2 separate regions of the Homo sapiens genome follow, and region 1 is linked to region 2. A link is a loop called in an ENCODE intact Hi-C map of the cell type or tissue named here. Cell type or tissue: psoas muscle. All regions are shown on one strand. Each heading gives the region's core, and the rest is flanking DNA. Links, peaks and the distances in the headings are about the cores only. Region 1 has its middle 79 kb from the start of CHASERR. Region 2 overlaps CHD2 (chromodomain helicase DNA binding protein 2).

Region 1 (2,915 bases), core at 115-2,614, 200 kb before region 2:
CCAGGCTGGAGTGCAGTGGCGCAGTCTTGGCTCACTGCATCCTCCGCCTCCCGGGCTCAAGTGATTCTCCTGCCTCAGCCTCCTAAGTAGCTGGGACCACAGGCATGTGCCACCATGCCCGGCTAATTTTTGAATTTTTAGTAGAGGTGGGGTTTCACCATGTTGGCCAGGCTGGTCTTGAACTCCTGACTTCAAGTGATCCACCTGCCTCGGCCTCCCAAAGTGCTGGGATTACAGGCGTGAGCCATCGTGCCCGGCATCAAGATCCTTAAATTAAGCTGGGCGTAGTGAGCCGAGATCATGTCACTGCACTTCAGCCTGGGCTACAAAGCAAGACTCCATCTCAAAATAAAATAAAATAAAATAATTTTTTTTTTTTTGAGACGGAGTTTCGCTCTTGCTGCCCAGGCTGGAGTGCTATGGCACGATCCTGGCTCACCACAACCTCCGCCTCCTGGGTTCTAGTGATTCTCCTGCCTCAGCCTTCCAAGTAGCTGGGATTACAGGCATGAGCCACCACACCCGGCTAACTTTGTTGTATTTTTAGTAGAGACAAGGTTTCTCCATGCTGGTCAGGCTGGTCTCGAACTCCCAGCCTCAGGTGATCTGCCCACCTCGGCCTCTCAAAGTGCTGGGATTACAGGTGTGAGCCACCACACCCTAAAATAAAATTGTTTTAAAAGTAAGATCTTTAACTTACACACCTGCACATTTGCAAAGCCCTAGTTGTTGGGGTTTTGTTTTTTTGTTTTTTTTTTTCTTTGAGACAGAGTCTCACTGGGATTGCAGGTGTGAGCCACCTTGCCCTGCCTGTGTTTTGGTTTTTGTTGTTTTTGCCAGATAAAGTAACATTCAGTTTCCACATATTGGGATATCACTGGGAGACCATTATTCAGCCCACCACACACATCCCCAAATCTACCAGGTTAAATGGAGGTAGATTTTTAAGCTTCCCAAGTAGCTGGGACTACAGGCATGCACCACTATGTCTGGCTAATTATTTTTATTTTTTATACAGTTGGGGTCTTGCTACATTGCCCAGGCTGGTCTTGAACTTCTAGGCTCAAGCAAACCTCCTGCCTCTGCCTTCCAAAGTGCTGGGATTACCGGTATGAGTCACCACACTGAGCAAGGGAGAAGAATTTTAAGAGTCCCTATAATAACTCCACACCTCTCTAAAAACCGCACTGCTCGCCCCTCCCCACTCCCACAGGTTTTGGAGTTTCTGACTCCTGAAAGAGAATGAGTCACAGACAGTTCCCGTCAGAAAAGACTATGTCCCTCCCACCTCTCATTTAGTTCCCGTTTGTTTAGGATTCAAGTGTCTTGGGCAGTTAGATAGCTCCCCAGCCTACCCAGTTTCCCTCTTGCCTCCCCTCTACTACCCCCAGAAATGCTTGTGCAATATTGGACTGACTCACCCAGAAATAACTCATGACTCTCCTTTGTTTACAGTTTAAGAGACTAGGGTGTTGAAATATCTCAGCAAAGGCCACTGAGGGACTCTTCAGTCCAGGGACAATGAAACACTGGACAACCTGGGAGGAGTTAGGTACATTCTCTGGCCTTCTCTCAGAGGGGCTTTTGCTGTGTTGTAACAGGCAGTGGAGTGTTGGTAAATATTTAACAAGGCATCTCCAAGGGGAAAAGCCTTAATATGTAGTGTTTACCTATTCCTGTGGTGTAAATACCCCTGCTATGGCCAGTTTCAAGCTACCAACATGATGTCATTGAAACCAAAGTTGGAAAGAAAAGTGCATCATCATTCTGAGCAGCTGACTCCAACACGCCACTGTAGCTCCACTGACCTAAGGGAAAACTGTCAGTCTTCACTCCATAAGGATGTACAGGCCCAGGGGCTGGACAATGTAGCTCTTGGAAGATCACAATAGAGTCAGTTTCCTAATTTCAGGGACCAACTGTTACTGCTAAGAATAAATGGGAGGCCAGGTGCAGTGGCTCACACCTGTAATCCAAGCACTTTGGGAGGCCGAGGCAGGTAGATCACCTGAGGTCAGAGTTCGAGACCAGCCTGACCAACAGAGTGAAACCTCGTCTCTACTAAAAATACAAAAATTAGCCAGGCTTGGTGGCGTGCACCTGTAATCCCAGCTACTCAGGAGGCTGAGGCAGGAGAATCACTTGAACCCAGGAGGCAGAGGTTGCAGTGAGCCGAAATCACACCACTGCACTCCAGCATGGGCAACAGACCAAGACTCTGTCTCAAAAAAAAAAAAAAAAGAACAAATGTGTAAAATAGTCACAGATCTTTACAATCCCATCCAGCGATGAGGTTCTAGGTACAAAACAAACATTAACATCTTTCTCCTCTGGAATCGCTTGAACCAAGGAGACAGAGGTTGCAGTGAGCCAAGATCGTGCCACTGCACTCCAGCCTGGGAATCAGAGTAAGACTCCGCCTCAGGAAAAAAAGAAAAAGAAATCTTTTTCCTCTGAACTCTCATCAAACTTCTATTTCTACATCTCTTTTGATTTTTTTTATTTATCTAACAATGACTGTGCCAAGCAATATTCCAAATAAGGTATATACCGTGACACAATCCAACCTCACAACAAGCCTACAGGCAAGTACTTTATGTATTTATTTATTTGTTTACTTATATATTTGTTGACACTGGGTCTCACTCTGTTGCCGAGGCTGGAGTGCAATGGCACCATCTGGGCTCACTGAAGCCTCGACCTCCTGGGCTCAAGCGATCCTCCCACCTCAGCACCCCCAGAGTAGCTGGGATTACAGGCACACGCTACCACACCCAGCTAATTTTTGTAATTTTAGTAGAGAGGGCATTTCACCTTGTTGCCCAGGCTGGTCTCGAACTCCTGGACTCAGGCGATCCACTGCTTCAGCCTCCCAAAGTGCTGGGATTACAGGAGTGAGCCACCAAGCCCAGCCT
Region 2 (2,915 bases), core at 177-2,676:
AGGCCGAGGTGGACAGATCACAAGGTCAGGAGTTTGAGACCTGCCTGGACAACATGGTGAAACCCCGTCTGTACTAAAAATACAAAAAATAGCTGGGTGTGGTGGCGTGCGCCTGTAATCTGAGCTACTTGGGAGGCTGAGGCAGAAGAATCTCTTGAACCCAGGAGGCAGAGGTTGCAGTGAGCCGAGATCATGACGCTGCACTCCGGCCAGGATGACAGAGCGAGAATCTGTCTCAAAAAAAAAAAAAAAAAAAGTACCTGAAGTCATTTTATATATTCTTCTGCAACCTTTCCTTCAATGTAATTGAGATTTGTATAGAGTTCATTTACAATAATGTAGTTAATACAGATTCCTAAACCAAAGGGTATGCTGTTAATAAAGGTTGCTACATGATACTCTAGAGAGTTCTGCCAATTTACAAGCTTAACCTCTTGATGACATTTCTGTGCATTTTATGGATAAAGGAGTAAGAAGCCCAAAAATAGCACTGATGAAATTGAAGTTATAATTGGGTACATTTAGAGATGGAAATGGGAATAATGTGTGAGTAAGCTGCTAATCAGACAGGTTTGTCTTCATGATGTTTCAGGATTTTATTTTACTTTTTAAAAAATAAACTGAGACCATCATATTTACCCATTTTAATAACACAACATAGGTAAGAAACCTAAATCGCACGGTAGGATTGCACAAATGACAATGACTCCTTGTAACTCTTTTTTAAAAGCCTAAAAGTGGTGATGCCAAATCTTCGAGTAAATCAAAGCGATCTCAGGGTCCTGTCCATATTACAGCAGGAAGTGAACCTGTCCCCATTGGAGAGGATGAGGATGATGATCTGGACCAGGAGACATTCAGCATAGTAAGTCTTGAAATCGGGGGGTGCCAGTGTCTGCAGCCGCGGTACTTGCTGTGGCTCTGCCTTTTATAGGTCCAGCCAGAGCTTCAGTTGAGCTAAGCAATAGTACATTACTTGGGAAACACATTGCTTACAGTATCGGAAGACCATGTGCTCTTCAGCAGGCTGGCAGGAAGAGATTTTCTTGTCTTTTATTGAGGGGAAGTTTAAGGAGTGGATTTCATGTCTTGTGCTCCTAGTTAAGAGAGGCTCTCAGGGCCCTTAGAGGCATTTGGGAAAGAGAAGTGTTCACTGAGCAAGTATTTATTGAATGTTTTCTGTGTTCCAGCCCCCAGAGTTACCATGTTGAATAGATAACCATTTCTATCATCGTAAACTGTACATTGGAGTAGGGGAGTTAGATAACTACACAAATCATGTTGGTGCCCCTGTGACAGGGCTCTGGAGGAGAGAGAGTGCATACTGTGGAGATCCTGTGAGAAGGGAATTTGACCTAGTCAGGGGTTGCCAGGAGGGCTTGTGTAAGGAAGTGATGTTTGAGTTGGGTTCTGAAGGAAGAATAAAAGGTAACAGGAGAAGAGGGGAGGGCAAGGCGATGGGGAGCGAGTGCATGGACCAGGTCTTGCACGGGATTGGATACAGGCCAGTGTGTCCTCAAGGTCCCTTTGCCCCTGGCTGGAGCTGCAGGTATAGATTTCACTGTGCCACCATCCCTTCCCCACCTCTCTGTGGTCTCTTCTCCCCATACTTCCACAAATCCATTAATCAAACGGCTCATTCAGGCTGAAAGAAAAAGCGGTTTTCTTTCAAATTTGAAAATACTTCCATCCTGTGGCAGCAAAGGACCCTGTTGACCCTGTCCTGTAACCTCTCTCTGACTTCTTTCTCTGAGTTCTCTAAAACCTATACACGTATGTATATAGATATTGTTTTCTTTGCACTTAACTCTGTTTTCTTAAGTCTCTTTTTTGCCTGTGAGCTCTCTGAGGACAAGTATTGTTTTATATAAAGGTCATTTAGATGCTAGAAGTATATCAATAAATGAGTAAATTGAATAAATGAATAAACTAATTACATAGCCAGCTAACCAATCTGTTTCCTAGTCTTTCTTTTCCGAGTGTTTATAAGAGAAAATGATATCTAATGTTCTATGGTACCATGATATTTAAAAAATGCTCTTACAAATGACTCATTTAATCTTGTTTTTATATTATGAAATCTTTAAAAGATGCAGAGAAATTTCAGGGATATAATAGTCATTGATAAATATACCATGAAGTTTTGTCAAATCTGAATTTTTTTAAGACTCAAAATATAAAGCTGAATCCCTTGGTGTTCCTCCCTCTCAACCTATGCTTTTTCTGTCTCTCTCTCTCTTTTTTTTTTTTTTTTTTTTGAGGCAGAGTCTTGCTCTGTTGCCCAGGCTGGATTGCAGTGGCTCAATCTCGGCTCAGTGCAGCCTCTGCCTCTCCGGTTCAAGCAGTTCTCCTGCCTCAGCCTCCTGAGTAGCTGGGATTACAGATGCGCACCACCACACCCGGCTAACTTTTGTATTTTTAGTAGATATGAGGTTTCACCATGTTGGTCAGGCTGGTCTAGAACTCCTGACCTCATGATCTGCCCACCTCAGCCTCCTAAAATGCTGGGATTACAGGCGTGAGCCACCGCACCCGGCCTTTTCTCTCTCTCTTACCTCCCAGACGTAACCATGATTCTGAATTCGATGTTTATACTTAACGTGTGGTTCTAGAGTTTTACTGCTTAAGTCTGTAAAGATGATAATAGCTCACATTAATAGCCAGTTACTGTTTATGTGCTTTATATATATTTTTTCCACAACACTCCTGTGAGGTACGTTAGTGTTTCCATTTTACATATTTAAAAATAAGGTGAAGAGAGTTAAGTGATTTGCCCTGTGTCACACAGCTAAGACATAGAACACAGTTTTGACCCAGGCAGTTCGGCATGAGAGGTTGGGTCCATAACCATTGTCCTACGTAGCCTCCCACATATAAACAACATAGAGGATTGATTTCCATGTCTTAAAACTGTA

The links. A loop is a pair of places that touch in the nucleus more often than their neighbours do. Peaks named below come from ENCODE experiments on the same cell type or tissue, not always from the same donor. Only the 100,000 strongest peaks of a DNase experiment are listed, where the experiment ranks them.
Region 1: a loop joins it to region 2, with 4 times the contacts of the local background. A loop is called at or near these places in 28 of 110 quality-filtered maps.

What each region holds. Positions count from the first base shown.
Region 1 is chr15:92,802,711-92,805,625 of GRCh38, forward strand. No RefSeq gene overlaps it. Among named protein-coding and RNA genes, the nearest start is that of CHASERR, 79 kb to the right of the region's middle. RefSeq lists an enhancer at 1,732-1,781. In psoas muscle, for the core only: no CTCF peak of the experiment used is centred there; a DNase peak (open chromatin) is centred at 1,191; H3K27ac peaks cover 2,500 bases.
Region 2 is chr15:93,003,887-93,006,801 of GRCh38, forward strand. It overlaps CHD2 (chromodomain helicase DNA binding protein 2), which reads left to right. Exons shown (of 39, transcript NM_001271.4): 34 at 731-865. Among named protein-coding and RNA genes, the nearest start is that of RGMA, 84 kb to the right of the region's middle. In psoas muscle, for the core only: no CTCF peak of the experiment used is centred there; a DNase peak (open chromatin) is centred at 1,486; H3K27ac peaks cover 2,350 bases.